2 separate regions of the Homo sapiens genome follow, and region 2 is linked to region 1. Evidence: chromatin loops called from intact Hi-C (ENCODE). Cell type or tissue: CD14-positive monocyte. All regions are shown on one strand. Each heading gives the region's core, and the rest is flanking DNA. Links, peaks and the distances in the headings are about the cores only.

What was found. A loop is a pair of places that touch in the nucleus more often than their neighbours do. Peaks named below come from ENCODE experiments on the same cell type or tissue, not always from the same donor. Only the 100,000 strongest peaks of a DNase experiment are listed, where the experiment ranks them.
Region 2: it touches region 1 in a loop (14-fold over the local background); 95 of 110 quality-filtered maps call a loop at or near these places.

The regions. Positions count from the first base shown.
Region 1 is chr4:39,132,907-39,138,292 of GRCh38, reverse strand. It overlaps a transcript of KLHL5 not described here. Among named protein-coding and RNA genes, the nearest start is that of WDR19, 47 kb to the left of the region's middle. RefSeq lists a silencer at 2,682-2,731. In CD14-positive monocyte, for the core only: CTCF peaks have their summits at 2,590 and 2,790 (motif pointing right); a DNase peak (open chromatin) is centred at 2,802.
Region 2 is chr4:38,900,329-38,905,714 of GRCh38, reverse strand. It overlaps FAM114A1 (family with sequence similarity 114 member A1), which reads right to left. Exons shown (of 15, transcript NM_138389.4): 5 at 80-193. Among named protein-coding and RNA genes, the nearest start is that of MIR574, 35 kb to the right of the region's middle. RefSeq lists an enhancer at 1,521-1,690. In CD14-positive monocyte, for the core only: a CTCF peak has its summit at 2,835 (motif pointing left); no DNase peak of the experiment used is centred there.

The DNA of each region.
Region 1 (5,386 bases), core at 101-5,100:
GTCTTTATAATAGAATGATTTCTGTTCCTTCGAGTATATACCCAGTAATGGTATTGCTGGGTCAAATGGTATTTCTGTTTTTAGGTCTTTGAGGAATCACCACACCATCTTCCACAATGGCTGAACTAATTTACACTCCCACCAACAGTGCATAAGTGCTTTTTCACTTGTGTGTAACTTGTGTGTAAAAGGAGCACTTCAGTGTATAAGTGCTCCTTTTTCCTTGCCAGCATCTGTTATTCTTTGACTTTGTAATAATAGTGTGGTGTGAGATGGTATCTCATTGTGGTTTTGATTTGCTTTTCTGTAATGATCAGTGATGCTGAGCTTTTTTTCATGGATTCTTGGTGCATGTATGTCTTCTCTTGAAAAGTGTCCGTTCTTGTCCTTTGCCCACTTTTTAATGGAGTTGTTTTTTTCTTGTAAATTTGTTTAAGTTCCATATAGATGCTGGCTATTAGATCTTATTTATTTTTATGCTTAAATTGTCTCCTATTTGGCCAGTGGAAGCCCATCCAACTGGGCCACAATGTCTTCATCAGTCTTTGAGCACAACCTCGTTTTTTGGTTAGATGGTAAGATGTTCCCGGTTCACCTTGTATTTTCCATGCCCCAGCTCTGGAATCAGCCATTTCTCCAAGATATTTTATTCTTTGTTTGTTTGTTTTTGTTTGAGACAGGGTCTCATTCCATCACCCAGGCTGGGGTGCAGCAACGTGATCAGGGTTCACTGCAGCCTCGACCTCCTGGGCTCAATCTTCCCACCTCAGCCTCCCAAGTAGCTGGGACTACAGGTGTGCACCACCATGCTCAGATAATTTTTTATTTATTTTTTGTAGAGACAGGGACTCACTATATTGCCCAGGATGGTCTCAAACTCCTGGGCTCAAGTGATCCTCCCCACTTTGGCCTCCCAAAGTGAAGATCATTCTTTTTTTTTTTGTAAAAATTGGTATTTAGAAGCCAAGACCTGGACATGAGGTGTGTTTATTGCTATTCTCAGGCTGGCTCAGTTCAGAGTTAAGGAATATCTGTTGGTCTGTATCTGTCTACCTAAGGAATATCTGTTGGTCTATATCTGTCTACTTATCTTTCTATACACACACACGCACATATTTGCATATGTATTTATTAATCTATTATCTCTATCTTGAAAACCGTGAGTTTACAACAATATGCCGAATTCCAATTCAACACCACGGGGGTCATCCTTGTTTTTTCCTCTGCTGTATTTGTAACTTCCTTCTCCAACAGTGAAAACCTTGTCTTTCATTTTCCTTAAGATAATTACTAGTTTGATCAATCTTCTATGGAAACAATCTCCAATTTCTGCTACCACACCCACTCCGGCCCAGATGCCCATGTTTTCCTGCTTGGCTCTCACTCTCCTTTCCAGGCAGTTCTCCGTCGTGGATGGCCTCCTTGCAACGCTTGGGCTCTGAAAGCCCACACCATGCACAGGGGTGCTGTCCTCTCCCTCCCTGGGCCCTGGCTAACTAGCCACTGCAGGCTGTCCCCTGGACAGGCACCTTCCCCATCGTGCCCAGGCTCTAATCCCCCAGGTGCTGGGCTGTTCTCAGGTGTGGATATCTCCCTCATCCTACTCAGGCTCTGACAGTCCGGGCCAGGCTGCCGTGCTGTGTGGACGCTGTCCTTACTCTGATGGGGGTCTGAGACCCTGTGCCAGGTCACCCACCCTGTAGCCCACCCTCTTCACCCTGCTTGGACTCCAATACCCCACATTGGGTCACCATGAGTCCTCTCGACACCACTGTGGATGCCATCCTTCCTATACACTACCTAATGGCTTTAGGCCTGAATTATTAAGGAAGGGGCTGGGTATGGTGGCTCACGCCTATAATCGCAGCACTTTGGGAGGCTGAGGCAGGCAGATCACCTGAGGTCAGGAGTTGGAGACCAGCCTGGCCAACATGGTGAAACCGCGTCTCTACTAAAAATACAAAAATTAGCCAGACTTGGTGGTGGGCACCTGTAATCCCAGCTACTCGGGAGGCTGAGACAGGAGAATCTCTTGAACCCGGCAGGTGGAGGTTGCAGTGAGCAGAGATCATGTCACTGACTCCAGCCTGGGTGACAGAGAAAGACTCAGTTAAAAAAAAAATTATTATTATTAAGGAAGGGAAATGATTTTTAAAAATAAACTTTAAATTATTTAAGTACTATCTATGTTTTGAGTAGATTTTTTTTCATGTCTTTGAGCTACCTTAGCTCTGAGAACATAGTGGCGATCTCACACACACACACACACACACACACACACACACACGTGTTAGAATGAATTGAATCACTGTCCCTTTTTGGACCATATCATAATTCGGCCGTGTCTGGTACTGCTGATAAACATATACGCCAGTTTGTTTGTTTTTTGAGATGGAGTTTTGCTCTTGTTGCCCAGGCTGGAGTGCAATGGTGTGATTTCGGCTTACTGCAACCTCTGCCCCCCAGGTTCAAGTGATTCTCCTGCCTCAGCCTCCCAAGTAGCTGGGATTACAGGAGCGCACCAACACGTCCGGCTAATTTTTGTATTTTTAGTAGAGACAGGGTTTCACCACCTTGGCCAGGCTGGTCTCGAACTCCTGACTTCAGGTGATCCACCCGCCATGGCCTCCCAAAGTGCTAGGATTACAGGCATGAGCCACCGCGCCCGGCCCACACCAGTTTTTAATTAGTGCTTCTCATCTACAAATCCAGTCTTCATTACCTGCTCAGTCAACGTGGACATGAGCCTTTTTCTCCTTCGCCAGTCTGCACAGTGCTAATTTTGTCGGTAGAGGGTGCTGGAGACATTGCAGAAGGAAGGGGAGAGGCACTCTGCTGCGGGTTCTGAGCGTCCCCGCCCACTACTGATTAGCTGGGCCATTTCTCAGGGTTGTGTTTGCAGCGAGAAATCTCCAGGACAAAGAGCAGGATAGCCTACCACTTACTATAAAAGCAGTGGATTTCCCAAGCTCCGTGGATTTCCACCTGGGATCCTCTGTCTTGTTCCTGTGGGAATTGAAGGGCACAGGGAAGTGACCCCAACACGATATTCCTACTGCTTTCTGTGCCTTCAGTAATAAAATCCTTTTCCTTCAACCCATGGATGTCTTCTGCCAGCATCCATGAAACCATAACAGGTCAGCTTATTAGCTCCAGTAGGGCAAAAGCAAATCTCAGATCCTGATAACCAGCCAATCCTTTCTGAGTCCAATCCTCTGTTATGGGACATGATTATTTATTTAAAATCTTCCCTGTTCAGATTACCCTGTGATTTCTGTCTCCCAACTGGACTCTGTCTGATACATCACAGCAGCAGACGCATCCTCCTTAGGTGGCTATTCATAGTCCTTAGAATTGTAAAGCATTTGGCTCCCTTCAATGACATGAAACTTCTAATAATGGGTTTATGACTTCCTGCTAATGGCTCATGCTCTCATTTCCATTCATGACTGCTCCACTCAGCATCCCTGCTCTCTGCTTTATTGACAGCAACAGCCCTCTGCACCCAAGTCATTAACTATGCCATCCTTTCTAAAATGCCCTTCTTTTGTCCTTTCACAGAACATATTTAAAAAGAAAATAGAAAGGCACTTATGAAACCTCTCTGTGTGTGTATCCATTCAGGCACACCATAGGCAGAATTATATAGCCTGTTTCTACTCACTAAAAGTAAAAACTTAAAATGTAGCACAGATGTGGTGAGGATGTATCTTGGCATCAAGTATGTATCATCCTGTGTAATGTAGACAGCTTAAACTCACCTCCATGTAGCAATCTTGCAAAGATTTTTTAAAAGGCTCTAAGGTCATACAGATCTGGTTGGTTTTGAAATTTGGCTCTGACATTTACTAGCTAGTTTGCGTATCATTAACTGGGAATAGTCATATCTACTTCATACAGCTGTTGTAAAAATTAAATGAGTTAACATACATATGAAATGCTTACTTAGTACAGTGTCTGTCACATATCAAGTTGACTCAACCTCCCTATGTTAAAATAATCAAATGAACAAGTCTAAAGCAATTTAATAAAATATGAATTTTTAACTCAATTTCACTTAGGTGCCTCCACAGCTAAGATAGTCCCTAATTGTTTTCAGACCCAGAGAAAACTTTCTCAGAGGCTCTTAGAGACTTTCTCAGGGTGGCCCTGACATGTGGAGCTCAGGCCCTCATTCCTCGGTCTTTCACCCCATGCTCTCTTCTTTCAATTACTTTCTTATCATTGGAAGCTTTACCTTGGCTTACCATTTTCTTTGCTAGTATTTGCTACCATTTTCTTTGTAGTTTTTTCCCTCATTCTCATCCTCTCGGAGGCCTCATATTCTAGGTGACGGAAGAATGATCCCCCATGCACAGGTTGGAAATGTTTTCTGTAAATGTCAAGAAAAAGATATAGTCGCTGTCACAGCTATTCAACTTTGTTGTCATAACACAAAAGCTGCTACAGACATCAACAAATGAGCATGTCTGTGTTCCAATAAAACTTTATTTATAAAAACAAATAGCAGACAGAGTTGACCTGTGGGCTGTAGTTTGCTGACTATAGAGCTATAGTTTCTAGGTCTTTTGACCTAGAATGCTGAGGTATAATATTATATTGGGCATTTTTCTCTATCTTTGTCCTTCAGAAAGGTGCTCATTTAAATATGTATTTGTTTGGGAACTTTGCCTTACTACAGATAAAAAATTTTTTTTTAATTAAAAACTTTTTTTTTTTTTTTTAGGAAATGGGGTCTTGCTATGTTGTCCAGGCTGGTTTTGAACTCCTGGCCTCAAGCAATCCTCCTGCCTCAGCCTCCCAAAGCACTTGGGTTACAGGTGTGAGTCATACAGATGAAACCCTTAATTTTAAGTATATTCCTTATGCCAATAATACTTATCACATTTTTATCATGAACTTTAATTGAATAGTTCTACCTGGCTCCCTGGGAGTCTATACTCACAGGTTATTATATGAATGTACATAATTCAGTGCAAAAAAATCTTTAGCTCAAATCTTAAAGCACAATGTAATTAGTTGAAAAAATGACAATGTGCTAAATACCATTAACTATGCAGTATCAGCAAACAACCAAGAATCATAAATTAGCATAATTTTTAACACTTTGATTTAATCTAAAACATCTGCTGGATAAGCCAAAGAAAAATTGACCTGAATAATTTTTATTACTAACAAGAGAGAATAATTTTAAAATTATGACTATTAAAATATATAATATTAAGTTATTATTTTATTATGGTCAGACGACTTGTCACCAGTGTGCAGATGTGGATGGACTGTGGTTTTGATTCCTGCGACTAGACTATCATTTAACATTTTTAGGTATTACAATACTTTCTGAAATGCTCATTATTTAACAGATTATAGTAATGGCAGTCAATAT
Region 2 (5,386 bases), core at 176-5,175, 230 kb after region 1:
GATCTGAACTTGGAAAACCTCTGATTATGCACATGGTGTAATAAAGTCCAAGAACACCCAGAGGAGACACATCACTCACTTTCAGGGACTCCGTTTTCAGTATTTGGTTGGGCTCCTTCAGAAGATCCAGAATTTACACCATGAATCCGTAGAGTGGCTCCTGCTTTTTCCTTGACTGCCGTCAATCCATGACCTGTTGGAAATAAAAATATGGTTCATGGATACATTAGAAATCCACGGTCTGCAAATCCTCCACCAAATCTTACAAAGCTGTTTCAAGTTGCAGAAGTACATCTTTCTTTTTTTTTTTTTTTAAAAGATGGAGTCTTGCTCTGTCACCCAGGCTGGAGTGCAGTGGTGCAATCTTGGCTCACTGCAACCTCCGCCTCCCGAGTTCAAGTGATTCTCCTGCCTCAGCCTCCCTAGCAGCTGGGATTACAGATGCACACCACCACGCCCGGCTAATTTTTGTGCCTTTAGTGGAGACTAGGTTTCACTAAGTGTTGGCCAGGCTTGTCTTGAACTCCTGACCTCAGGTGATTGGCTCACCTCTGCCTCCCAAAGTGCTGGGATTACAGGTGTGAGCCATCGCACCTGGCCTGTAGAAGTACATCCTGATTGAAAGAAAGAGGAATCCCTGCTCCCTGAGATGTGGGTTCCAATATGAGCTCAGTTTCACCCCTGCCTGGTTGAATGACCTTGGAGAAGTTACCTAGCCTCTCTGTGACTCAGTTTCCTCATTGAGTTATTGTGACGTGCAAATGAGATACACGTAGGTAAAGTGCTCCCGGATGCTTCACTGTTTGCTTTTGCTTCTCACACCACCTAGCTATCAACCTGGAATTCTAAGCTCAACACAGTCTTTGTATAGTGTACCTGTCTCATCCTCTTTACTCTTTTGTAAGCTCCTTATGGAAGATATTCTTCATTCATTTTTTTGATTCCTTGCAGGCTTAGCACATTGCAGATGATCAATTAATATTGGTTGGATTGAAATCACCTGAGCCTCAGAATGTTTCTTTAAAGCATTAGGCCTTCCTTTAGGCATGGAGAGTGAAGGTCCTGGAGCTGACATCCAAAAATCAAAAGGCAAGTCAGTGGAGAAACCAGGAAGGCCACCCAACAGCCCCGACAGTTGTCTTAATAATGATATAAATCAACCTTAACAGCAGTCAGGCAGGCGAAGAGCACAGGTTTTACTCCATCTAAGCAGGGATAATACCCTTGTTCCCTGAGCCAGGCAGAGCGGTTATTCAATAACTATTTGGTAAATACAGAGCTGACCTTCCTACCCACAGGGAAAAACCCCAACCTTTGACCTGATACGGACATAGTCTTGTCTACATTTTATTCTGGAGAGATTTTCCTCCCTTTGAGGCCTTCACGATGAGCTATAGCTTTTCTGAGTTGTCAAACTGTTGAAGGAATGAATAGCCTACGGATGGTCCAAAGTGGCTGTCTGACTTCTTGAAGGAGAAACAGCACAGGCTGCCATCATCACAGAACTCCCCATCCCCCGAGCACTCACGGAGAAAATGAAAGATTTCTCTCGGGACCTGGGTGACCTCAGGTTGCTAAAACACAAGGCAGTAATATGAGGAAAAACGTCCCAAGTCCCAACAGAATTTGAGAGCTAACTAGAACCACCTAGTCTTAGAAGGCACTGTTAAAATAACCAATTGCCCATTTCCTGAATAAGAAAGGGGAACACATGGATGACTCCCAAACCTAAAGAGTAGCATTTTAGCAGTTGTAACCTTATTTATCCTAGTGATCTTAGCATTAACAAGGCACTGATATTTGACAAATGTAGAAGGAATTATGTCCAATGGAAATCACCTGTCCTTATACACTACCTAGAAAACCCTGAAATGTAAACATTATTTACAACTGTAATCACATATAGAAATACGTGTTTATAGTCATGTGCAGATCATTAGACACAGTTCAAATTAATTACTGAGTTACTTGAAAAAATAAAGGTGTATTGCGACTGTTAAGGCTTGAATTAATTATCTCTAGCGTCCAATGAATTTCAAGCATTTCAATGGAAACTTATTGAAGTTTCAATAACACATTTAAGTTAGAGGATAGAATATCTTACTCTTTTACATACTGAGTCCAACTTCCCTGCCATTAAATATATATATATGCATTTTCCAAAAGGAAATAATGTGCCTCCAAATCTCAACCTATGATTCTCGTCTAGATTTCTGAGAGCCAAAATCAAGGAAAAAAATGAGGTCAAGGAGGCTGGGAGGCACCATCTTCTCTGTCTTCTTTGCTTAAGCCACTCAAGAAAGATGATCACACATCCTTCCCTGAGACTGTTTCAGGAGATAATGAAACTCATATTCAGTATCTCTTCTTTCACCTTCTCCGTCCCTTGCAGGTTAGGATAATGTCTGGTTCCTTTTGCAGGAAGAATGGCTTCTCGCCATCTCAGAACATAAACGATCACAGATATGTATACACGAGCTGCCTCTAGAAAAATCACTTTGTTACTAGAAGGAAATACGATTTTATGTGCATGTAAATGGGATCTATCTATTTAACAGACATCAAAATAGGCTGCTGTTCCAACTACATTTTCTTATTAACAATTCTTTTTCTGAATTTTTTGTTAGGGAAAGTACCCTTTTACTGCATTCTACCAGAAATATAAAGTTCAGCTTTACAAAAAAAAAGAAACAAAAAATAAATATAAAGTTCAGCTTTATATTTATGTATGAGCTATAATTTTTCATAGCTAAGATTTTAGACACTGTGCCACACCTTACTCTAAAGAGTAACCTCTAAAACTTTACTTAGTGTGACATCTAGTGTCCAGAACAAGAAAATAATAATATGAAGTCACTGTTGCCTTTTGATTGGGAGTGATTTCATCTCCAGAGGTACTGACTGGGACCTACTAATAAGAGAAAAACAACAAATATGAATAATACTATAGGGTACAGTTCATGGATTAATTTCTTCATGTGTCATCCCAAACCCCAAGTATCCCCAAAATCTGAAACCCCTCTAAACTCCATGGTTCTAAAGATGGAATATCCTCTACTCTTTGGCTCACTGCAATAGAAGGTGAGTGCTGCAAAGAAGATGAGAATGTCGTACAAATGCTTCGATAATGTATCATTTTAAAATAAATGCTGAATGATTGGCTGGTATTTAATTTACCATCTATACTCAAATGGAAAATACCTTAAACTTAGGAGTCAGGAGTCTTGTGGAGGATTTCTGCTCCCATCATTTATGAGCTGTGTAATGCTGGTGAGCTGCTTAACCTCTCTGAGTCTCTGCGGCTGTGCATTCTCTGAAAGGAGGATTACCTCTCAGAGTTTTGCGAGATTATTGAGAAGAAACATGTGAAATCTCTGCTATGGCCGACATTTATTGAGCACTTACTATGTCCTAACACTGTACTAAATACTTTTAGTACAGTACATTATCTCATTTAATCTTCTCAATGATCTTATGAGGTAAGGGATATTAGTATACTCATTTCACAACTGAGAAAACTGAGACCTGGTGAGGTGAAATCACTTTCCCAAGGTCCTAAAGCCAATCAGTGACAAAGGCAGGATTCCAACTCAGTCCTTCTGACTCTAGAACCCACATGTGTAATCACTATGTTATGTTAAGAAAGTTTTATGTGTCATTTATAGTTGATTAAATGTCATTTTAATCCCATTTCTGTAACTCCTTGGAAATCAGATCCTTGGTTTGGAGCTTCCTACTTTTTAAAACATTGTTTTATTCTAAAATGCACTTGACTTACCTTACCTTGACCAAAGAACAAGGTGAAGATCACCTCCAGGGTGAAACCTGACACTAACCCTCTCCCTGTCAACTGTGTCTAGTGATGGCATAGCTTAGTGTTTTTAGGATCATCCCTGTGCTGTGCAGGCTGTATTCTCAAGACACTGTGTAGGGCTATCTTACACATCCACTTTGATCTTTTTCTTCCCGCAAAGCACTGTGATCTTATGAAGCTCTCTTCTTGTGAATTCCACCAGGATCAAAAAGCCATTGAAGGGAAGTCTCTCCTCTTTCTGGAAAGATGAAATAACTGCTGGCTATTTGAAATAATCAAGATGAAATAATTTGCAAAAAGAATATGATGGACCGGGCATGGTGGCTCATGCCTGTAATCCCAGCACTTTGGGAGGCCGAGGTAGGCGGATCACCTGAGATCAGGAGTTCGAGACCATCCTGGCCAACATGGTGAAACCCCACCTCTACCAAAAATACAATACAAAATTTGCCGGGTGTGGCGGCAGGCGCCTGTAATCCCAGCTACTTGGGAGGCTGAGGCAGGAGAATCGCTTGAACCCAGGAGGCATGGGTGCAGCGAGCTGAGTTTGCACCATCGCACTCCAGCCTGGGTGACGACAGAGCCAGACTAGGACTCCAGCTCAAAAAAAAAACAAGAGAATATGCTGGGAAGTTCTCTCTGACCAAGTGGTAACTCAGGGAAGCAACAGCAGTTCTCTGCAGCACCCTGGATGACTGGATAGCTCAATGGCTACTTCCTATTGGTCCCATATGCTAAAGGATCACGAGAAGGGCCCACGCTAACTCATCAGGAAAGTTTCTCCCTTTTAGCTTGTTTTATTTTTTAAGACAATATTTCCTTCTTTTTCTTATTTTAACTTTCTCTTTTTCCTTCTTTTTCAAAAAATGAATGTATTAAAAAGAGACTTTTAAAAATCCCATAATATCATATCTCTGATATATCTGGTTGAATTTTTACTCCATTTTTTTTTTGTGGTAAAATGCACATGACATGCATTTTACCACCTTAACTTTTCCTACCTGAATAGTTCAGAGATACCAAATACCTTCACAATATTATGCAACCATCACCACCATCCATCTCCAGAACTTTTTCCCTTGTATAAAATAGAAACTCTATACCCATTTAAACAATAACTCCCCACTCTCCTCTTTTACCAGCCCCTGGCAACCATCATTCTACATTCCAGTAGTCAGAACGTTCTCAAATCTCTATGATTTTGACTATTTCTAAGTGCCCCACAGAAGTGGAATCACACGGTATTTGTCTTTTTGTGACTGGCTCATTTCACTTAGCATAATGTCCTCAAGGTTCATCCATGTTGTAACATATGTCAGAATTTCCTTCTTTTTAAAATCTGAATAATATTCCCTTGTATGTAAAGACCACATTTTGCTTTTCCATTCGTCTGTCGACAGACACTGTGGTTGCTTCTGTGTTTTAGCTATTGTGAATAATGCTGCTATGATCATGGGTGTACAAATATCTCCCTGGGACCCTGCCTTTAATTCTTTTGGAAATATAATCAGAAGTGGAATTGGTGGATCATATGGTAATTCTGTTTTTAGTTTTTTGAGGAACTGTTGTACT